Regions from separate parts of the Homo sapiens genome. Here regions 2 and 3 are each linked to region 1. A link is a contact called in ENCODE Hi-C or POLR2A ChIA-PET data. All regions are on one chromosome and are shown on one strand. Each heading gives the region's core, a stretch centred on a gene start or an enhancer-like site at or near the end of the contact. The rest is flanking DNA. Distances are from core to core; before and after follow the strand shown. Region 1 overlaps RAB10 (RAB10, member RAS oncogene family). Region 2 overlaps GAREM2 (GRB2 associated regulator of MAPK1 subtype 2). Region 3 has its middle 29 kb from the start of GAREM2.

Region 1 (3,937 bases), core at 749-3,248:
TTTTTTTTTTTTTTTTTTTTTTTGATACGGAGTCTCACTCTGTCACCCAGGCTGAAGTGCGGTGGCACAATCTCGGCTCACTGCAGCCTCCACCTCCCAGGTTCAAGTGATTCTTCTGCCTCAGCCTCTTGAGTAGCTGGGACTACAGGCACATGCCACCACGCCAGGCTAATTTTTGTATTTTAGTAGAGATGGGGTTTATCCACATTGGCCAGGCTGGTCTCGAACTCCTGACCTCAAGTGATCCACCTGCCTCAGCCTCCCAAAGTGCTGGGATTATAGGTGTGAGCCACCATGCCGCTCTATTTTTTGTATTTTTTGTAGAGACGGGGTCTCCCTATGTTGCCCAAGCAGGTCTCAAACTCCTGGGCTCAAGTGATCCTCCTGCCGTGGCCTTCCAAAGTGCTAGGTTTACAAGTGTGGACCACCTCACCTAGCCAAATGTTGATGCTTCTTCAGATTTGCTGCTTGAAGTCATTGTTACCACTTTAAATATATACTTGAGTGCATTGCTATCTAAAGGGCTTATTTAAAAATACATAGATTAGTTGTAGATATACACTGTGTAACAATGAAAAGGTCATTGTAGCAAAAGGGGTTTATACTGTATCTGCATACTCTATGAAAGGACCACTCATACACATTTCCTATGTACATATTTTTTCCATGTTTCCTACTGATCTCACTGACAGTATTTTGATGGCTTCTTGTTGGCTGAGGAACTGGCCATGGCACAGATGATGGATGGGGGCAACAGCCTTGAATATTCTCCTTCCAGCAACTGTCAACACCTGAAGGAGGGAGTTAGCTGCCTGTTACCATACTTGATATTGACTTGGTGTCCTAAAAAGGAAAATGTCAATTGTTTCAAATTTGTAAAGGGTTAAGAAAAGAGGCAGACTACCACTAGTCATCTTGTTAGATTTAATCATGTGTTAAAATGTGATAGCTGTTTACAATGCACATCTCACATGACTACTGTGTAAGACCTTGTCAGAAGTTAGAAACACCAATTCAATGTCTGTGAAACCATCAATACTTATTTTGATGCAACTTTGTTAAAAATGTAAAGTCTAAGACAGTAGATTTGTACACGATGTTTGGAAACACCAATCATAAATGAAGACTTGAGGTCAAACAGACTTATGGTCACCATACTTGCAGCAGAATTTGCTGGGGGGTTGATATATGTTCATCAAGTAAACAGAAACATCAAACCAGAGTAGTTCTCTAGTTAGTAAAATGAGAATAAACAGGTTATTAATTAATCTATTTCAGAGGATGGTCAGGTGGCCTAGAGAATGCTGTCCTGGGGAAATGACATTTATACTGCTACATGAGATATGATTAGAAGTTAGGTAGAAGAACATCATTCCAGGCAGAGGAAGTGGGCACAAAAAGGTCCTTAGTAAAGGAGCTTTTTGAGTTCAAAGAACTGAAAGATGATGTGTGTTGCAAATGTGACTTGTGAGGCTAGCAGAAGCAATAGATGTTGAAGACGTGGGTTTGAGCCAGATTGTGCAGAGCCTGGTAGTCCATGCTAAGGATTCGAATTCCATGGAAGGTTTGAGCAGGGATGTGACATGGTTAGATTCAATTTTTAAAAGATGGTTGGCCCAGAAAATGTGGAAAATGGATTGGAGTTGGAATTTTCTAATTAAAGACTTATCAAAGATGTGTTTAAACTCTTACTGTATACTATTTAATCTTTAAGGATTATGAGCGATTATATGTGAAAATACCTGTCAGTGACTGTGACAGTGAGCCTTTAATTTTTTTTTTGAGGTGATCTTTTTAGTGCCAAATACATCAGACAATCCTGAGCCAAGAGACAGAGTTCTGATCATAGTTAATTTGGTTTGTGAGCTTGAGCAAGTCATTTAAACTCTGAGCCTCTTTCTTTATCTGTAAATTGGGCGTGTTTGAGAAATGTGTGCTTAACTTTAATTGTGTTAATCGCTTAACTCTGGTTAACATATGGGCTGAGTCTTGCTGAGTCATTTCCTCAGACGTTGTGGGCAAGGCTTAAAACCAGCTAAGCAAATTTAGTGATGACACATTTTACCTCTTCTGTAGAAGTCAGATGAAAGAGCTGTTTCAAAAATGTTTCACTTATTGTTTTCATGCAGATTATCTCTTCGTGGGGGAGAGAATACAGTACACATAGCTCAGGAACTACTGATGCACTGCCTTCCATTTTAGTGGCAGTTTGAATTTAAGAATTTCTAGTTTGTCTTAAGCTTTTCTGTAATCTCTCACATATATATTCTTAATTTCAACTGATAATTTCTTTCTTAATGTCTAATATAGCCTATTTGCCCTCTGAACAGCATTGAGATGCTTTGAAATTTTAATGCCCAAAAAGTTGGCTTTGGTAAGGTGGTTTTCATTTCTGCAGTAGAACCATGGTTGAGGCTAATGGTCCCATCAGCATTAGCAGGCCTTTGGCTAGTTGCACAGTAAACTGCATGTTTCCCACTAGTAAAAGAGATAACCCCAACAGTTTTAGGATTAATGCTGAGTTGTAGTGTTCTTTGGGATTTACAGATTTTTTTCTATAATTTAAACTTTTTGAGACATATCCTGAGGATAATAGAAGGGCATTTAAAAAAACTTCAACTGGCTGGGCTTGGTGGCTCACACCTGTAATCCCAGCACTGTGGGAGGATCACAAGGTCAGGAGTTTGAGACCAGCCTGGCCAATGTGGTGAAACCCTGTCTCTACTAAAAATACAAAAATTAGCTGGGCATGGTGGTGGGCGCCTGTAATCCCAGCAACTTGGGAGGCTGAGGCAGGAGAATCACTTGAACCCAGGAAGTGGAGGTTGCAGTGAGCCCAGATCGCACCACTGCACTCCAGTCTGGGCGGCAGAGCGAGACTCTGCCCCCCTACCCCCCAAAAAAAAAGAAAAAAGGAAAAACAACTACTCAGATACTTTTTTTTTTGAGATGGGGTCTCACTCTGTTGCCCCGGCTGGAGAGCAGTGGCATGATCTCATCTCACTGCAGCCTTCACCTCTCAGGTTTAAGTGATTCTTCTGCCTCAGCCTCCCAAGTAGCTGGGACTACAGGCACGTGCCACCATGCCCCACTAATTTTTGTGTTTTTAATAGAGATGAGGTTTCGCCATGGTTGGCCAGGCTGCTCTCGAGCTCCTGACCTCAAGTGATCTGCCCTCCCCGGCTTCCCAAAGTGCTGGGATTACAGGCGTGAGCCATCGCACCTGGCCTCCGATACTTTTGACAATAATCTTGGTTTGGGGGAGGTGTGTGTGTGTCAGTCTTAGATTTATATTCACTCTGCATTGTGTTATATTGAGCTATAATGGATGTGCAGCTACACGAATTCTTCTAGAGATCCTTGGACTTGAAATTATGCGTCCTTGGCTTTATCACAGGATGTGGCCTTCTTGGCCTCAGTTTTTCAGAGTAGAGAATTTGCTTTTGGCTTTTCTAGGACGTGTGCAGATGAGAACTTGCTACAGGCAGATATGCTTGAGAGCTCAAAAGGAAATGGTGGGAAAAGACTAGATTAAATCAAGTAGTTGTGTGATTTCAGTGAAGTAGTATTAAATCTGGTTTTATCTGTTTTTCACCTGTTTTAAAACATAGGTACATTTTCACAGTCACTTAAAGTGACTATCTTTTTGAACCTCAAGGATTTTTTTATTCTCGGAATTGAGTTTTGTTCGTTTCATCATACTTAAAATAGTTTAAGAAAAATTTTAGAGTACTGTTTTCCTTCTTGTGAACCTTGTACAATATTATGAAGAGGGCAAGCTATGTAGGTAACTATTATCATTTTACAGGTAAGGAAGCAGAGTTTAATGACCTGCCCTTGATAATATGACAAATATATCAGAGCCAAATCTTAAACATAGCGATGGAAAGCTTTGTAATTATAGAAACATTTGGATTTGTCTTTTGGTTCCACCTAA
Region 2 (3,937 bases), core at 412-2,911, 120 kb after region 1:
GGGAGGATCAACTGAGGCCAGGAGTTTGAGACCAGCCTGGGCAACATGGAGAGACCCTGTCTCTACAAAAAATGTTAAAAAATTAGCTGGGCATAGTGGTGCGTATCTATAGTCCTAGCTACTTGGGAGGCTGAGGCGGGAGGACTGTTGCCAGGAGTTTGAGGCTGCACTGAGCTGTGAATGTGCCACTGCCCTCCAGCCTGGGAGACAGAGCAAGACCCTGTCTCAAACAAACAAACAAACAAACAAAAACAACTAAAAGCAGTCCCTGCTATGTACAGATAGTGCTGTTCTGTTTACAAACCCTTTTCTTATCCATCAATTCATTTCTCTTCACTTAGCCTTGTTGGATGGGTAGGGCATTATGATCGCCCAAATGGTAAAGACAATGATGATAAAAGTCGCCATTTACTGCATACTTTAAAATATGTTGCTGATCCAAGTAGTGGGGAAGAAAAGAAAAATATGTCACTGCACAGTCTTTTTAATCCTACAGCAGTTCTTCGAAGTAAGAGTTATCAGATATGGTCGCTAAGGCGTGGAGGGGCAACTCATTTAAGGTGGCACAGCTGCTAGTGGTCTCTCCAGGATGAACGTGGATCTCCTGGCCTACCATCTAGTCCGAGCCCCGGGAGGGCGGAAGAGGAAGGCTGTTTTCCCTTTCCAGTCTCTGGGAGCTGGCCGTGTGGCTTTCCCTGGGACCTGGCTAAGGCCCTGCCCTGTCTCTGGGATCCCCAGGTGGTGTCGGGCGAGTTCAGCGAGGACAGCGAGGTGTACAACTTCACGCTGCATGCGGGCGACGAGCTCACTCTTATGGGCCAGGCGGAGATCCTGTGCGCCAAGACCACCAAGGAGCGCTCGCGCTTCACCACCCTCCTGCGAAAGCTGGGCCGGGCCGGGGCGCTGGCCGGGGTGGGCGGCGGCGGCCCAGCGAGCGCGGGGGCCGCGGGAGGCACTGGCGGCGGGGGCGCCAGGCCGGTCAAAGGCAAGATGCCCTGCCTCATCTGCATGAACCACCGCACCAACGAAAGCCTGAGCCTGCCCTTTCAGTGCCAGGGCCGCTTCAGCACTCGCAGCCCGCTGGAGCTGCAGATGCAAGAGGGCGAGCACACGGTGCGCGCCATCATCGAGCGCGTGAGGCTGCCGGTGAACGTGCTGGTGCCCAGCCGGCCGCCGCGCAACCCCTACGACCTGCACCCGGTGCGGGAGGGTCATTGCTACAAGCTGGTTAGCATCATCTCCAAGACGGTGGTGCTGGGGCTGGCGCTGCGCCGCGAGGGCCCGGCGCCGCTGCACTTCCTGCTGCTCACGGACACGCCGCGCTTCGCGCTGCCGCAGGGCCTGCTGGCCGGGGACCCGCGCGTCGAGCGCCTGGTGCGCGACAGCGCCTCCTACTGCCGCGAGCGCTTCGACCCCGACGAGTACTCCACGGCCGTGCGCGAGGCGCCAGCGGAGCTCGCCGAAGACTGCGCCAGCCCGCGCCGCGCGCGCCTCTGCCTGCCCGCGCCGCGCGCCCCCGGGCTCGCCCGCGCCCCCGGCCCGCTAGCGCCGGCTCCCGCCGGCGAGGGCGACCAGGAGTACGTGAGCCCCGACTGGGCAGCCGCGCCCGAGCCCGCCGCGCCGCCCGCCGAGATCCCCTACGAGGAGTTGTGGGCGCACCAGGGGCCCGAGGGCCTCGTCCGGCCGCCCCCAGGGCTCGATCTCATCTCCTTCGGGGCCGCGGGACCGCCGCGTCGGGAGCCGGAAGCGCCGCCGCCTCCAGTCCCTCCCAAATCCGAGGCGGTGAGTGAGCGCGCTGGGGGCCGAGTCCCGGGTCCAGCCAGGGCCCAAAGCCCGTTCTCCTGGGCCCCGGCCCCGGAGTATGTGGCAGACGAGGTGTCTTCCTCGGCGGGGTGGGGAAGGGGAGAAGGAAAGGGCAGAGGCATGCCAGGCAAAAGCATTTGTAGTAAGGGGCACTGGGGCGGGCGGTGGCGGGAGAGCTGTGGGACAGAGATGCGTGTAGGTCCCCAGCCTCAGAGGATTTGAGAGGAGCCCCGAAGCACTGTTACCCAGAAGGTACCACAGAACAGGGGTCCTTTAAGTTGTTGCGTGAAAAGAAGGTTCCTTGGCGAAGTAAGCTTAGAAATGCTGTGAATGATTCCCAGCCCTTTTTCCCTCCTCATATTGGAGTCACAGAGCATTGGTAGATTAAAGGCTCTGAGAAGTCCTGCACTAAGGAATCCTGTTTATCAGAACATTTTCTCCCTGCCCGTAACACCCGTCAGCATCCCATGGAGTCCTCTTTGGGGTACACGACTTGTAGGGAGGGATGCAGGTGGCAGACGCTTCCTTCCCTCTGTCCCTTCGGCTTTCCTTTGTCCTCTGCTTTCTCTCCTTTTCCTTGAGGAGGGAGCACGTCTGCTTAACCTGTTTTGATCTACCTTTGTGTTCTTTTTCTTAACATCCATGATGGATTTCCAAGGAACAGGAAGGAGGCTGTGGGACAGGGTGTGGGTGCGTGAGATAGGCTGGGAAGGCTAGGAAGGGTGGGGTGGCTGGCTGACTGGATGAGCAGTTGGGGTGCAAGGCAGCCTATTGGCAAAGTGGGGCAAATGTCAGGCCCAGACAGCCCCCTCGCCCAGCTGCTTGGGAAGGGGAAGATAAGGAGTGCCAGCTGTTTGGAGTCGAGGTGGAGTCACCGCCCTCTGCTTGTAGGTGAAGGAGGAGTGCCGCCTGCTCAATGCCCCTCCAGTGCCTCCCCGGGGTGGCAATGGCAGCGGCCGGCTCTCCAGCAGCCCCCCGGTTCCCCCTCGCTTCCCCAAGCTGCAGCCGGTACATTCCCCCAGCTCCAGCCTCTCCTACTACTCCTCTGGCCTCCAGGATGGGTGAGTCCCTGCCTTCCCTTGGTCCTGAGTTCTAAGGTAGATCAAGGCAGGGAAGGGTGAGGAGGGGGAACTACAGTGCTGAGGAAGAGGAAGTCTTGAGGCCTGGGAGATTCCCGAGGGTGCAGCTCCCTGTGCAGTGGCTCAGGGATTGGCACTGCTGTCTGGGTGTCTTGGGGCCTGGGGCCCAGTGGCCTGTTCTGCCCACTTCAGCTTCTTTCTCTCTTAAATGTTGAGGAACGGATGGGAGCATTGCCCTGGTCCCCTCAAGGTGGGGACTTTGCTGCAGGATAGAGAGAAGAGAGCTCCTTGCTGTTTTGAAATTTTGATTAAGTTCAGGCCAGGTGCGGTGGCTGATGCCGGTAATCCCAGCACTTTGGGAGGCCGAGTTGGGTGAATCACTTGAGGTCAGGAGTTCAAGACCAGCCTGGCTAACATGGCGAAACTCCATGTCTTCTAAAATACAAAAATTAGCCGGGCATTACGGCACATGCCTGTAATCCCAGCTACTCGGGAAGCTGAGGCAGGAGAATCGCTTGAACCCGGGAGGTGGAGGTTGCAGTGAGCCAAGATTGCACCACTGCACTCCAGCCTGGGCAACAGAGCGAGAACACCATCTCAAAAGAAAAAAAATTGAAAGAAAATATTTTTATTAATTTCAGTTTCGTTTCATTTTTCCCCTGTGTTTTCTGACCTGGGCTGGGGGATGCTGGAAGGAAGAACACGGCCATTCCGGAGGGTCTTGGGCTGGGGCTGGGGTGCAGGCCCGTGTTGCTGAGGTCATAGTGGTGCTTGGTTGCAATGCATGTGTGACCCTATCGGATTCCCTCTCAGCCTCACCTGTCCTATGTGTGTGTGTCTGTCTCTGTCCACAGGGCGGGTTCCCGCAGTGGCAGTGGCTCCCCATCGCCGGACACCTACTCCCTCTATTGCTACCCATGCACCTGGGGAGACTGCAAGGTGGGCGAGTCCTCTAGCCGCCCAGCCCCCGGTCCCCTACCCTCAACCACACAGCCCAGCCAGGCCTCCCGGGCCCTCACAGAGCCTCTGAGCGGTCGAGCCGCCTCCCTTCTGGG
Region 3 (3,937 bases), core at 749-3,248, 75 kb after region 1:
CTAATGTAAATTAAGAAAATCATTATCCTAGAAGTCAGGATAGGGATATTATTATTATTACTATTTTGAGACAGAGTCTCGCCCTGTCACCCAGGCTGGAGTGCAATGGCATGATCTCGGCTCACTGCAACTTCTGCCTCCCAGTTTCAAGTGATTCTCATGCCTCAGCCTCCCCAGTAGCTGGGATTACAGGCACCCACCACCACGCCTGGCTAATTTTTATATTTTTAGCAGCGATGACATTTCACCATGTTGCCCGGACTGGTCTCGAACTCCTGACCTCAGGTAATCGGCCTCCCACTCAGCCTCCCAAAGTGCTGGGATTACAGGCGGGAGCCACTGTGCCCGGCCAGGATAGGGATATTCTTAGCAGAGGGTTCCTAGGATAGCAAAATCTTTTCACATGGATATTGGTTGCAAGGGGGTTTGCCTTATAACAATTTATTAATCTACCCATTTGTTTTATTAAGTTTTAAAATTTGTATTATAAGGGCTGGGCGTGGTGGCTCATGCCTGTAATCTCAGCACTTTGGGAGGCTGAGGTGGGTGGATTGCCTGAGCTCAATAGTTCTAGACCAGCCTGGGCAACATGACGAAAATCTGTCTCTACAAAAAATAACAAAAATTAGCCAGGCATGGTGGTGTGCATCTGTGGTCTCAGCTGCCTGGGAGACTGAGGTGGGAGGATCAGTTGAGTCCTGGAGGTTGAGGCTATAGTTAGCCAAGATTACACCACTGCACTCCACTCCACACTCCAGCCTGGTTGATAAAGTGAGACCCCCATCTCGAAAAAAAAAAATGTATTATAAGTTTAGCCCTAAAGGGCTGTGAACGTGTGTGTCTACGGTTATACTGGGTAGCTCCTAGTCTCTAAGACCATAGAACCAGTCTTAAAGGCTGTGCACCAAGATCCGGGTGTGCCCTCCAAAACAACAACAAAAAAGATTGTGCATCAAGACCAGTGCTCAAAATTAGACTTAAAAGAATTGGTCTGCTAAGGCCCTGTAGTCACTGCTGATCAACACAGACATCACGCCCCAAGAATTGTCCCTGCTGCCTCTGAAAACTGGCTGCCGCCAGTGCCAAAACTCCTGCAAAGGTGGATGGATACTGTATGGATTCTGCTTTGTTTCAGTGGCTTCTTGTTCACAGTCTGGATGGTTATTGGTTGGTGAAGCCCAAAATACATGCCCCTGCCCCAGGTGCCAGGGAAGTGGGGAAAAGGGAGAATCTCTTGTTTTCAGCTTCAATAGTGGGAGGTGGCCTCTGACTCTAAGATGGGGGATTTAGGTAACTGGATGGGCAAAAAGAGTGACAAATATCTACTATGCCAGTGGTGTGCAAACTTTACTGCACATTAGGGGAGTGCTTTTAGAAATACAAGCACTGGCTCTGTGCAGTGGTTCATGCCTGGAGTCCCAGCACTTTGGGAAGCCGAGATGGGAGGACTGCTTGAGGCCAGGGGTTCAAGACCAGCCTGAGGGTATAGTGAGACACTTTCTTTACACAATAAGCAAACAAACTAATGCCAAGGTTGCACCCCAGAATTCCTGAGATGATAGTGGCTTTTTGTTCGTTTTTAACTTCCTATGTGATTCCCATGTGCAGCCAAGTTCATGAACCAGTTCCCATACCCTTGCTACTCAAAGTGTGTTCTTCAGATCACCTGCATGGGAATCACCTGGGAGCTTCTGAGAACTGCAGCTGCTCTGCACAATTCACATCTATGATTACACAAAAGCCCCAGAGGAGTCTCACACAAATTACAATTTGAGAAAGGTGGCCCTATGCTATTTTCCCAAGGCCAGCCCGAATCCCACCAGCAGGTATATTCCCCACTTCTGAGCAGAGCAGTTGCCTTTCTCTTCTAAATCCCGAGAAGAATACATTTGGCCTGCTTTTCCGTTGGGCATTTATTGCCTACTTCCTTGTTTGTGGTTAACTGGCTTATCTCTTTAATGGATTGTGAGCGAGTGGTGGGCAGGGACTCTAGTCCTTTTTGTGTTTTCACAAATCTTATTGCATTGCTGTCCACGCAGCAGGTGCTCAGAACATGCAGTGAGTGAACCGGTGACGTTCCTTCAGCTTCCCTCTCCCATCACATTCAAGCAGGGGATGCAGCGGCCTCCTTTTCCCCACCCCCACTTCCATACATTCACAGTCCCATCTTGATTCAAAGGCAACTTCAATTATAACTTTTAGTCTGGGCACAGTGGCTCACGCCTGTAATCCCAGCACTTGGGAGGCCGAGTCTGGTGGATCACTTGAGGTCAGGAGTTTGAGACAAGCCTGGCCAACATGGTGAAACCCTGCATCTACTAAAAATATAAAAATTAGCCTGGTGTGGTGGCACGTGCCTGTAATCCCAGCTACTTGGGAGGCTGAGGCAGGAGAATCACTTGAACCTGAGATAGGTATTAGTAAGCCGAGATCATGCCACTGCACTCCAGCCTGGGCAACAGAGCAAGACTGTCTCAAAAAAAAAAAAAGAAAGAAAGAAAAAGAAAAAAGGCGGGGCCTGGTGGCTCATGCCTGTAATCTCAGCACTTTGGGAAGCTGAGGTGGGAGGATCACAATGTCAGGAGTTTGAGACCAGCCTGACCAACATGGTGAAACCCCGTCTCTACTAAAAATACAAAAATTAGCCAGGCATGGGAACGCATGCCTGTAATCCCAGCTACTCAGGAGGCTGAGGCAGGAGAATCACTTGATCCTGGGAAGCGGAGGTTGCAGTGAGCCGAGATCACACCACTGCACTCCAGCCTAGGCAACAGAGTGAGACTCCGCCTCAAAAAAAAAAAAAAAAATTTAAAGTTCAAATTTATTCTTACTACTTCCGGGTATTGGATACATTAGTTGACTCCTGTGAATCATTTCCTTGTCTCTAAAGGAGATGGACTCGAAAGCTCTCCAACAGTTCAATGGAAATATTCTACAATTCTGTAGTCCACCTTGCTGGATTAGCCAGGACTCCAATACCCCAACTCTTGTGGGGTTGGCAGTGGGGCTTGCATGGAGAAACTATAAATTAAACGTAGGGTCGCTCCGCCACCGTGTGACCAATGCTGGAAACTGCATTTCTTCAGTGTGCCATGAGAGATTTCTCAAAAGCCCATCAAGATTTTAGGGTAATATATAGCCACACAAAATTAAATGATCTCTCCCTACCCCCACCAGCATGGCAGACACGGAATTTTAAAAGTATAAACCTACAAAGATAAAAATTAGGGAGCAAGAGACATCAGCAAGTGAGAATTAAAATTTTTATGTATGTAAATATTAGTCTTTAAAAAATGGAAGATGGAAAACAGAGCTAACTGACGTGGAGCATAAGTTACAACCTCATTGTTTTCAAAGGGGGATGTCGATAAGAAGTGGGTATATTTTCTCTGATGGGATCCCAAGAGTTCCAGGATTTATAGGTACCAGTTACCATGGACAACTGAGGCATATGGCAATGGGCTAAAAATGGAGCAAGGAAATAACGGATCCCAAGTGTCCCTTCCCACCCCTCACAGCCAGGAGTTGCTGTCACCCCTCTTCAAGCCTTATTATTTGCAGAAATGAAACTATAGAGGCTTCAGATGTGAGGCCACCAGGCCCAGAGAGAGGTGGAGGTGAGTCATAGTATCAAAAACAAGGAATGAAGTGGACGCCTGTCTTGAATAATGGGCTCCTAAGCTTCTTTCCTTCATTCTTCCTTCCCTTTCCCAGAATTTTAGCAGCCAAATACATGTACTCAGGCAGAAGATTAGGAAGTCCTTCTGTCACATGGAAGTTCACCAACAAAAAGGCCCCTTATAGCAGATTCCTCCAGTTCTGAGGACATATAAACACATACAAAGTTTCCAATCTACCAAAACCGTATATACGAAATCAGTCAACATAAAGAAAAGTATAGGAAAATTAATAACAATCTACAGAAAAAAATAGCCGG

The links. Hi-C counts contacts between places; a loop is a spot of excess contacts on that map. ChIA-PET counts read pairs that join two places held with the same protein, here RNA polymerase II (POLR2A). Pooled maps may share reads with other maps.
Region 2: a pooled map shows a loop between it and region 1 (2.7-fold over the local background). The contact joins two enhancer-like sites. A Hi-C loop is called at or near these places in 1 of 50 pooled maps. POLR2A ChIA-PET finds 5 or more read pairs at or near these places in 7 of 52 experiments (A673, CD4-positive, alpha-beta memory T cell, GM12878 and 4 more).
Region 3: a pooled map shows a loop between it and region 1 (2.5-fold over the local background). The contact joins two enhancer-like sites. A Hi-C loop is called at or near these places in 1 of 168 maps with a recorded cell type or tissue (K562) and 3 of 50 pooled maps. POLR2A ChIA-PET finds 5 or more read pairs at or near these places in 5 of 52 experiments (A549, AG04450, GM10248 and 2 more).

Annotation. Positions count from the first base shown.
Region 1 is chr2:26,066,778-26,070,714 of GRCh38, forward strand. The region is part of intron 1 of RAB10 (RAB10, member RAS oncogene family); the gene reads left to right. LOC105374333 (a long non-coding RNA gene) reads left to right here. Exons shown (of 2, transcript XR_939851.3): 1 at 1-3,937. Among named protein-coding and RNA genes, the nearest start is that of RAB10, 35 kb to the left of the region's middle. RefSeq lists an enhancer at 1,921-1,970. Within about 2 kb of position 1,999, at least 14 of the 41 ENCODE cell types and tissues checked have a DNase peak (open chromatin) inside an H3K27ac peak, as active enhancers do; they include PC-9, where a contact is called at or near this core.
Region 2 is chr2:26,183,495-26,187,431 of GRCh38, forward strand. It overlaps GAREM2 (GRB2 associated regulator of MAPK1 subtype 2), which reads left to right. Exons shown (of 6, transcript NM_001168241.2): 4 at 739-1,782; 5 at 2,695-2,864; 6 at 3,737-3,937. Among named protein-coding and RNA genes, the nearest start is that of GAREM2, 12 kb to the left of the region's middle. RefSeq lists a silencer at 1,308-1,547. Within about 2 kb of position 1,662, at least 11 of the 41 ENCODE cell types and tissues checked have a DNase peak (open chromatin) inside an H3K27ac peak, as active enhancers do.
Region 3 is chr2:26,142,218-26,146,154 of GRCh38, forward strand. No RefSeq gene overlaps it. Among named protein-coding and RNA genes, the nearest start is that of GAREM2, 29 kb to the right of the region's middle. Within about 2 kb of position 1,999, at least 4 of the 41 ENCODE cell types and tissues checked have a DNase peak (open chromatin) inside an H3K27ac peak, as active enhancers do; they include PC-9, where a contact is called at or near this core.